Regions from separate parts of the Homo sapiens genome. Here region 1 is linked to region 2. A link is a contact called in ENCODE Hi-C data. All regions are on one chromosome and are shown on one strand. Each heading gives the region's core, a stretch centred on a gene start or an enhancer-like site at or near the end of the contact. The rest is flanking DNA. Distances are from core to core; before and after follow the strand shown. Region 1 has its middle 20 kb from the start of CDC42SE2. Region 2 holds the start of CHSY3 (chondroitin sulfate synthase 3).

Region 1 (5,458 bases), core at 599-3,098, 1.3 Mb after region 2:
AGCTGGGACTACAGGCGTCCACCACCACGCCCAGCTAGTTTTTTGTATTTTTAGTAGAGAAGGGGTTTCACCATGTTAGCCAGGATGGTCTCGATCTCCTGACCTCGGCCTCCCAAAGTGCTGGGATTACAGGCGTGAGCCACCACGCCCAGCGGTTTTATGTTTTTTTCATGGTTATAAAGTCATGGCCTTATTTTGCTTGGTGCTTTCTTTATAAGCTGTCATAATAATTTATTAAACACTGAACCTATCCGGGCATTATTCTAAAGTAAGCTTGTTTTTCCTTATGCTATACCTCAGGCCTCAAAGTTATATATTTTTACCTTTCTTTTTTCTATTAATTATCATCACTATTTCTTTAGACTTCATCACATCCCACAGGATTTAAGGTTGCTAATATGACCTTAACTTTGTATAAAAGTCAACAAGTTACAATTGCCCTTTTACTCTTAATTCATGTTTAGGTCATTTTCTCTGATCTCAGAAAGTGAATTGTCTTTCCCCTTTATTGAGCACACCCCCTTTGCCTACACCCCTTGATTCACCCCCTTCTCACCTCCCAGACTTTCTTCCATTATTGATTTCTTCTCTTTTATCTTCAATCTCTTCATATACACAAACACTCAAACTCTCATAATTCCTGCATCTTCTTCAAGCGTTTCTTCAAATGTCATCTTCTCAGTGAAGTCTACCTTGACCACCACCTTATTTAAAATTTTAACCCCTGTCCACTTCCTAGTCCTTTTGCCTGCCTTTTTCCTCTTTCTTTAATCTCTGGTACTATATATATTATGCAATCTTCTATATAATAGATTACATATATGCAAGATTGTATATATAAAAATCTTTTATTTTTCACTATCTTGCCACTTGACAAATGGTAAAAATTCAATAAGCATTTGTTGAATGAATGAATAATAGTATTGCTATTCATTTGCCCCACCTAATGAAAGCCTGGTATCTTATCAGATATCTGAATTTTATTTTGGCTTGATACTCTTCCAGGCATACATCACACAACTATTATTTACTTGCCGGTATGCATTTGTTTCATCTAAGTTATTATTTCCACAGCGAAATCTAAAGGACGGGTAGTAGTTGTCCTTTACCAAACCAAAACATGAGAAAATGTTCAGAAAACAGAACTGAATTCTGGATTCTTTTTTCCTTCTGCTTCAGTACTACCTTCTTACAAGTGGTGACGTTTGTAGTAAATTGAACAAAAGCGAGTCCTTTCATCTCTGACATTCTGCTTGCTTATTATAATCAGAATAAGTGGCCTTCTGAAGTCAACAGCTGAGAATCATAAGAAGTCATTTGTTTATATATTCTCTCTAGAAAAAGTTTTCATGTTTGCAAGAAGGTTATCCATTTCTTCTTAAAATTTTATGACTCCTTTTTTTCATGCAATCTTTTTATTCATCAAATGGGTCTGGTGTCATTTTAGCTGAATTAAATAGTTCAAAATTATATAATTAAAAAATTCATTTCTATCACATCTGTCCACAAGTTCTGGCAGCCACCACCTATACGACAGGAGCTACTTAATATGTATGCTCTTGTTTGATCATTTTTTAACGTAACCAAAAATTTCAGGCAGCCAGGATTCAAAGGTTAGGTGGCTATGTTGGTCTAAGAACCTCTTACTGGATGCTGGCCAACACTCCAAGATTCTTTCTAGTTGCAGTAGTCTTCATTTTTCTAGGGTAAGTAATGGTGCCTGAACTATACACTGAGAAAAGCCTCCCAGAAGGTTCAAGGGAGGTGGTGTATCAGTCATACTGGTCATGTCAACATTGTGAACAAAGGGCACAGGGCACTGATTTTTGGTTAGGAAATTATCTAAGCCTAGTTCTTACAATCATGCAAATTACTAGTAAAGGATCCCAGAACTGTTGAGAACTTCCTGGAGCAATAAGCACTTACTCATCCTTAGTCCTTTTAGGGACAGTGGACCTCTAAAATGAAATCTTTGAGTAATCTTATGACTCATTTTTTGTATTTTTCTTTCCTTTTGAATTTCACTGCAGTCCTAATGGAACAAATAAGTCCATTTGTGCAGATGAGTTCAGCAAGCATAGTCCCTCTCACACAGGCAGCCTCATGGGTATGCAATATGTGCAGTTGCACAGGACCCTGCACTAGGCTTAATGTTTTGCTATTGCCAAGTTGATATTCTTAATAATTTTTGGCCGGGCGCGGTGGCTCACGCCTGTAATCCCAGCACTTTGGGAGGCCAAGGTGGGTGGATCACGAGGTCAGGAGCTCGAGACCATCCTGGCTAAAGTGTGAAACTGTGAAACCCCATCTCTACTAAAAATACAAAAAATTAGCCGGGCGTGGTGGTGGGCACCTGTAGTCCCAGCTACTCGGGAGGCTAAGGCAGGAGAAAGGCATGAACCCGGAAGGTGGAGGTTGCTGTGAGCCGAGATCGCGCCACTGCACTCCAGCCTGGGTGACAGAGCGAGACTCCGTCTCAAAAAAAATAAAGTAAAATAATTTTTAAACAAGCAGCCCTGCATTTTTCATTTTGCACAGGGCCCTACAAATTATGTAGCCAATCCTGGTCTCAGAATTTGGTCATTCCTAAAACAATGATTATTGGTGAAAATAGAGAAGTTCTGTTTTCAATACAAATTTAAAGTTGCTTGTAAAGTAACTTCTGATTTAGCCCAGCAGACTCATAATCTCAGTCTGTGAGAAAGCGGATGAATTGTCTGAGCTGAAATTCCTGCTGCCCAGGCTCATATCTGCAGTTTATACCTTTAAGGGAGCCATAGTTAGATCCCAGCAACAGCAATGGAACCCAGAAGACAATAGAATGGCTGTCAAATTAGAATTCAGTAAACTCTCACTTTTTTCAGTGAAGATCCTGAAGTTGAAAGCAAAAGAATGGAAAAACTTTGACCATGCAAATACTAATCATAAGAAAGCTGATGTAGCTTTAATAATTTCAGGCTTTAAAACAAAAAGTAGTACTAGAGATAGAAAACCATTCCACAATGATAAAATACCCAGGTCCAATTCACCAGAAAGACAGAATAATTCTAAATTTGTATGGACTTCATAAAGTGGCCCCAACATCTAAAAAGCAAAAATAAATGTAACTACAAATACGATTAGACAAAATTATAATCATAGTGGGTGATATGAATCTACTTTTTTCAATACTGATAGAATAAGAAGACCCAAAATACCAGAAAAGATAAAGAAGATTTGAACAATATGGTTAGCAAACTTGACTTAATGGACATATGGGGAACACTGTAACTTCAACTGCAGAAAACATGTTCAATTTTAAGCACACAAAAAACATCTTCAGGCCGGGCACAGTGGCTCACACCTGTAATCCCAGCGCTTTGGGAAGCCAAGGTAGGTGGATCACTTGAGGCCAGGAGTTCGAGACCAGCCTAGCCAACAGGGTGAAACCCTGTCTCTACAAAAAATAGAAAAATTAGCTGGGCATGGTGGCACATGCCTGTACTCCCAGCTACTCGGGAGGTTGAGGCAAGAGAATCGCTTGAACCCGGGAGGCAGAAGTTGCAGTGAGCTGAGATCATGCCACAGTACCGCAGCCTGGGCAACAGAGTGAGACCCTATCTCAAAATAAAAAAAAGAGGGGCTGCTGAGGAATATGCTCCAAGACCTGTTGGGTTAGGTCACAGCAACAAGGCCCACCAGCCCTCAAAAATTAAAAATATGCAGATCACTCTGAAGGGGGGTGGATTCACTGCAAAAACAAACAAACTTGAAAATGTGTATTTTTTATGGCTGAAGTTGGGGGACTCAGAATTACTGCGGGAAAATTACTGGGGGGAATCATGATAAGGGACAGCAGGAGCTGTTCCTGAAGTATACAAAGAAAATGTAATGGCAAAGCTAAGATAGTGGTTACCAGTGGCTGCTCAGAATTGCAGCTGGCCTTATGGGAGCAAATCCACAAACCAACCAATAGACTGGTGGGAAAACCCAGAATGGAATCAGAAAATAATTATGAAAACAGGAAAGAAAAGACAAAGATAATGTCTGGGAGCTGGTCCCCAACTTCTCCCAAGGAGGAGGCAACAAACATTCTTGAATTTTCTAGATACCAGCTCTTACAAGTGGTTATTTTCGGGTTTTGGTGTGTTTGCTTTCTAATTTATTTATTTTTAGTCTGTGCTGTGCCTACTGTTCTTTTGTCAGTCACCATAATTGATACTGTTCTGGGTACTGACATACTGATTGGGTTTATTCAATGTAACCCTTGTTGGTGATTGCTATAACAATTGACCAGGTTCATAGTCAAGAACAGCCTGTTCTTACCAAGATTGTACATTGAAACAATGTGTCATACCAAGAAGAAGAAAAAAAAATACTTAGTCTTCTCACATAATGTTTAACATACCAGTTGTCACACACTGCTGTCCCCTGGTCTAGTTAAAGGGTTCTGAAGGCTGATAGAAGTTAACAGTGTTTGGTGGCTTACCATGGTTCACTGGGACTTAAACAGGTGAGTAATTAATGTTATTCTCATAATGTAATGGTGCCTAAATTCTCCTGCATATTAGAATCACCTGGAGAGCTTCTTTAAAAATCCCAGTGTCAGATGAATTTTCTTAATCATATTACTTGAAGTTACTTGAGCCTTTACCTTCTTTTTTCTTCCTGTTTCTACTTTTATTAAAAGTAACATTCCTTGAACATCAGAATTTATGACATTTATGTTTTATCTTTAACCATAAACTTGACTTTTATTTTAGTCTATTGTTTTAGTCTATATAGTCTATTTTACAGTCTATGACAGCTAAATGAATTCAATACTTCACATTTTGTCCTTTTGCTGCAGTTTCTCCATCTCTCACTTGGCTGAAAGTAAATCCTCAAGTAGTTTGTTCAAGAAGAACTCACAGGGGTTATATTGCCTGAATTCTTTCATATTGAGAATTGTACTTCTATTACTTTTATACCTGAAAAACAATTTAACTGGACATAAAATTGTTGAGTCATGCTTTCTTTCCCTGAGGACTTTGGGTTCCTTGAGGATATTATTTTATTGACTTCTAGTCAGGGCTATAAAAAAATCAGGCTGGGTGTGGTGGCTCACGCCTGCAATCCCAGCGCTTTGGGAGGCTGCAGCAGGCAGATTACCTGAGGTCAGGAGTTCAAGACCAGCCTGGCCAACATGGTGAAACCCCTTCTCTACTAAAAATATAAAAATTAGCTGGGAGTGGTGGTGGGCACCTGTAATCCCAGCTACTCAGAAGGCTGAGGCAAGAGAATTGTTTGAATCCAGAAGGCAGAGGTTGCAGTGAGCCAAGATCACCATTGCACTCCAGCCTGGGTGACAAGAGTGAAGCTCTGTCCCAAAAAAATAAAATAAAATAAAAAGAAGAAATCACAGACACAATTTTTGTGACTTAAATTTTTGCCAGGTTTTTTTGGTTTTTGACATTCAATAACTTTTTTGCTAGGATAT
Region 2 (5,008 bases), core at 1,049-3,548:
TCATTTATCACCATTGTAATTCATTTCCTAGTGTGATGTTTAATGTGTCTTCTTCAATGCACTATAAGCTTCATGATGGGAAGCACTGAATAGTTTGTTGACATCTCCATGTCCAGAGCCTTCCACCTTGTCTAATGTTTAATCTCTAATATACACTTGTTGAATAAGTGAATGAAATTAACTTCCTCTCCAAATATTCCAAACAGTTGATGAATTGGGTTATTTATGCCCAATGAGAATTAATGATTTTGTAGATCAACAATATGAATGGCATCCATTACCATAAAGCCCAGTTGAATACTGCAGGGGAGAGGGTACTGGTGTGTAGGTGGACTTATTTGTCCTTTACTGTTGACCATATGCAATAGGAAATCCTCTGTAAATGTGCTGTCCTACATGGTAACCCCTAGCCACATGGGGCTATTTAAATAAAAAGTAATTAAAATTAAATAAAATGAAAATTCATTTCTTCAATCACACTAGTCACCTTTCAATGCTCCATAATTTTATGTGGCTACTGTCTTATCAGCACAAATAAAAAAAAATTTCCATTATAGCGAAAGTTCTATTGAATAGTACTATTCTAGAAATTTTAAAATGCCTTTGACGATTTAAAAATCAGAAGGGGCCTGTTTGACTAGCTTTGTATTCTAACTAAAATTTAACTTTGAGAGAGCCCAGTAATCTGTATTCCCAAGTGTCTCTGGGAAAAACCTAGACATGGAAAAGGAGCTTCATTGTCCAGCAGATGAAACATTTAGTCAGACGTGCTCATGCACAGCCAGGGACCGGTGTGGAAAGAACCATTCCTCCAAAGGCTCCAGGCAGGCCTAGTGTTCCAGGGACGCTGCCAGCACCTCGCTGGATCGAGCCATTATGTCTAATGCCATTCAATACCATCCCTTTGCGTTTGATGTCTAAAACAGAAGACTGAAATTTGAAGAGAAGGAAGTACTTGGGATGCCAAATGCACCCCAGACTATAGCTTTATGCACAACCTTTAGAGAGAAATTTGTTAATGCTCCCTTCTTCAAAAATCATATACCTTCAGGTAATTTCTTCCTAACGTAACTAAGGCACAATGATTTTGGCCAATACAGCTTAACTTTTTTTGAGATTCTGTTGCTGGACAATTTTCCTCCCTCATTGGAGAGGTAAAATTTTCCTGTCTTTGCCTTAGAAAATAAAACGGTTCATAGGCAAGAATAAAAATCATATCCTCCATTTTATTTTTTGATTAAGTTCACTTATTTTGTGGGGGTAAGAATTTCTTTCGTTTGGATCTTCAGGGTATTGGCCCTGTGAATGTGTGCCCATTTCTCCACTATTTGCCAGTCCCACTGAGCCAATCTTCTACCAAGACTGAAAATAGACCATAGTTCTCATTTCTTGAACAGATATCATCAGGAGAGCCGAGGGGGAGACCATTAGGCAGCCCCACATTTTCCAACTCAACAGGTGGAGGACATGGGATTTTTACGTTCTTTGGGGATTGAACCCCCACACACCACCAACTCCCTTAGCCTTTCAGGATAAGTATTTCCAATCCCTCAGAGATTTTCTTAGGAGAGACCCTAACGACAATGGTGCTTCTGTGAAGGACTGAGGAGAGCTGGTGGACGATGCAGGTAGGAGGGAAGTTAGGCTGGGAGGAGAGGTGCTGGGATGGGACGTTTGGTTTCCTGACAAGTGACCGACTAGAGAGAGAAGGCGCGGAGTGGCAGCGGTAAGAACAACGTGGAAAGGACGGAAAACGCGAAGAGTGGCGCCCTGGCGGACCTGGGGCGGGGCAGAGTGGTAAGGGTCACGCCAGGACGTACCCGGCTGTGGGCCGGGGGAGGAGAGCACGGTGGGACAGCAACGAACTTGCTGGGGGCTCCCGGACCCGAGCTCCGCCGATGAGGTCAGCGGAGCCTAGGCGCCGGGAGGAGGCCAGTAGAGCCCCCAGACACGAGTGTCGGGAGGCCAGCGGAGGGGCGGGACGGGACGGGAAATGGGACGAAGAGCAAGAGCTGGGGGAGGAGGGAAGAGGGGGCGTCGGCGCTGCAAGCCGGAGGCGGCCCGACAGGGATCGTTTCCTTCCGGAGAGGAGGCCGGCTCTGGACTGAGGCGCGGACGGGGGGCGTCCAAGGGCGGGTGACGGGGAAATACCGCGGCCCGCGCTTCTCTCCGGCTGGCAGCGGTGCCGCCTGCGGCTCCTCCTCCGGGCCAGCTCGGAGCCCGGCGGCGGGGGGAGCGGGAGGCGGGAGTGAGGGCGGGGGCTCGGGAAGGAGGGAGGAGGGAGGGCCCAGGCGCGCCACTGACAGGGTGGCAGCCTAGGAGCGGACGCGTTGCCGCCGCCGCTGCTCCTCCTCCTCCTCCTGCAGCTCCTCCAGCTGCCGCTGCTGCCGCCGCTGCCGCCACCGCCGCCGCCGGGAGAAGTTTCACTCCCGACCCTTGCTCGGAGCCCCGGCCCAGAGCTGAGCGGGAGCCCGGCAGGCAGCTGCAGCCCGCGGCAGTCGAGGCGTCCGCGGCGCTTCGACCTCCAGCCGGTGTCGGCGCCTAGGCGGCCGGCTGCGGCCGCGGCTGGGGGCGCAAAGGCGGAGGAGGGGCGGGTGTGAGCCGGGGAAACCGCGTGCCGCGCCGCGACAGCCCAGCGAGCGTCCGCGCCCGGGACAGCCGCGATGGCTGTGCGCTCTCGCCGCCCGTGGATGAGCGTGGCATTAGGGCTGGTGCTGGGCTTCACCGCCGCGTCCTGGCTCATCGCCCCCAGGGTGGCGGAGCTGAGCGAGAGGAAGAGACGTGGCTCCAGCCTCTGCTCCTACTACGGTCGCTCTGCTGCTGGCCCCCGCGCCGGCGCTCAGCAGCCGCTCCCCCAGCCCCAGTCCCGACCACGGCAGGAGCAGTCGCCGCCCCCCGCGCGCCAGGATCTCCAGGGGCCACCGCTGCCCGAGGCAGCACCCGGGATCACCAGTTTTCGAAGCAGCCCCTGGCAGCAGCCACCTCCGCTGCAGCAGCGGCGGCGAGGACGCGAGCCTGAGGGCGCGACGGGGCTTCCCGGTGCTCCAGCGGCCGAGGGGGAGCCCGAGGAGGAGGACGGGGGCGCGGCTGGGCAGCGGAGAGACGGCCGGCCGGGGAGTAGCCACAACGGCAGCGGGGACGGGGGCGCTGCCGCCCCGAGCGCCCGACCCCGGGACTTCCTGTACGTGGGGGTGATGACCGCGCAGAAGTACCTGGGCAGCCGCGCGCTGGCCGCGCAGCGGACCTGGGCGCGTTTCATCCCGGGCCGCGTGGAGTTCTTTTCCAGCCAGCAGCCCCCCAACGCCGGCCAGCCCCCGCCACCCCTGCCTGTCATCGCGCTACCGGGTGTGGACGACTCCTATCCTCCCCAGAAAAAGTCCTTCATGATGATCAAGTACATGCACGACCACTACCTGGACAAGTATGAGTGGTTCATGCGCGCCGACGACGATGTCTACATCAAAGGTGACCTCCCTGCGCCGGCTTTCCAGCCTGCCAGTCTCCCCGACTCCTTTCTCTGTAACCGGTCCTAGCCCCTGCCCAGCCCCTCCGCTGCTTCTCTGCCAGCACGTGCTTCGGGCTCCCACAGGCCCTGGCCCGCCCTCCCCACCCCTTGCATCCGCCCACAATTCGTAGCCCGTTCCTCGTCTTCTGCAATCTGGACCCTCCTCACACCTGCCTGGCTTTATTCGCCTTCCTCACTTGCTGTTTTCGGTGCCGCCTCGCGCTTGTCCCTTAGTCTTTACCTCGTCGGAGAGGTTAGAAAAGGAACCTTAGAGCTAAACCAAAGGCCATTCCCACTCTGCCCTCCTCTGAAAGCCCCTGCTGATGGTAGTTTCCCCAATCGGTCCAGAGGGGCGTGGTCTTCAGGAAGGGAAGACGGAGGATGCTAGCTACAACTAGTCTGGAGATCCAGTGTTCTGGCTTTGGATCTTGCTCTTTTGTTTAAACTGGATCTAGCGCACTTTTGGAACTGCTCAGATTGAGGAATCGTCTTCGCTGTCCCGGACCCTTTCCTATGTGTTCCCTTCCCTTTGGCTCAACTCTCCACATACTGGGAGTCCTTGGCCATCCCCACCGTGCCAGCGCGCTGCTCCTTCCAGCCGCTACAGTTCAGCACCAAGCCGTCCCCCATCCCCCCGCCACACCTCAATAAAACCCTGAGAGGATGGGCATGTTGTAAGGAATTGGTGGTGGGGGAAAAGAGGAAAGCACCCGCTAATAAGCCAGACCCCTGGGAACAGCAGACTGTACTAGCACACACTAGTATTGGTTCCTTTCCAGTGCATTTTGTTGGCCGCGGTGATAAGCAGAGGCTGGAAGTCCTTCCCAGAACCACAGGCAGCCACAGCAAGAAAAAACTTTTTTTGTCAGTTTAAAAGAGGCGCGGTCTTTTTCCCGGAATGTGGGCGGCTCTGGACAGAGAATTTCTAAACTCAGCGGATCAAAGTTCTTTAGGTCAGAGAAGTGAATCTTTCCAGTCCAGCCAGTTGCTGAGATGGGGAGCAACGCAAGGGAAGCAGCAGGGTTGTACCGAATGAGGTTTCTCTGTGTTTTCCACATTTCCTTGCTTCCCGGTCAAAGGGGGGCAGCCCTTCCTTATTTTATGCCTTTCTACTCGTAGCCTCATTGCTTCCTCCTGATTCGGATAGTACTTTTCACATAATGCAAGAAAAACGAACAAAAAGCCAAACAATAAACCCAAACTGTTGCATTTTGGCACAAGGAATTAGTGTAATCATAATAACTAGAGATTTCTTGGCTTTGGATTGGAAGGAGGGAAGTCACTCTAGAGCAGGTTGGAATAGAAAATACTGATAATTGGATATAAAAATAAAGAATGGTCTCATTACATTTTTAACAGTGGTATTTAGGATTGACTCAAAGAAGAAAGCTTCCTCTACTTTAAGTTCCTTGCCTTGGATATCTCAAAATTACAAAGGTTTCCTGGCAGAAGTTTGCCACATTTTGCAGGGAATTTATAAAATGCATTAACAGCACCTACTTC

Evidence for each region. Hi-C counts contacts between places; a loop is a spot of excess contacts on that map. Pooled maps may share reads with other maps.
Region 1: a pooled map shows a loop between it and region 2 (2.7-fold over the local background). The contact joins the enhancer-like site here to the promoter of CHSY3 in region 2. A Hi-C loop is called at or near these places in 2 of 50 pooled maps.

The regions. Positions count from the first base shown.
Region 1 is chr5:131,241,108-131,246,565 of GRCh38, forward strand. It overlaps a transcript of CDC42SE2 not described here. Among named protein-coding and RNA genes, the nearest start is that of CDC42SE2, 20 kb to the right of the region's middle. Within about 2 kb of position 1,849, at least 5 of the 41 ENCODE cell types and tissues checked have a DNase peak (open chromatin) inside an H3K27ac peak, as active enhancers do.
Region 2 is chr5:129,902,167-129,907,174 of GRCh38, forward strand. CHSY3 (chondroitin sulfate synthase 3) reads left to right here and starts at 2,299. Exons shown (of 3, transcript NM_175856.5): 1 at 2,299-3,465. The coding sequence starts at 2,664. CHSY3-AS1 (CHSY3 antisense RNA 1) reads right to left here and starts at 3,761. Exons shown (of 3, transcript XR_002956248.2): 1 at 3,676-3,761. RefSeq lists a silencer at 2,457-2,666.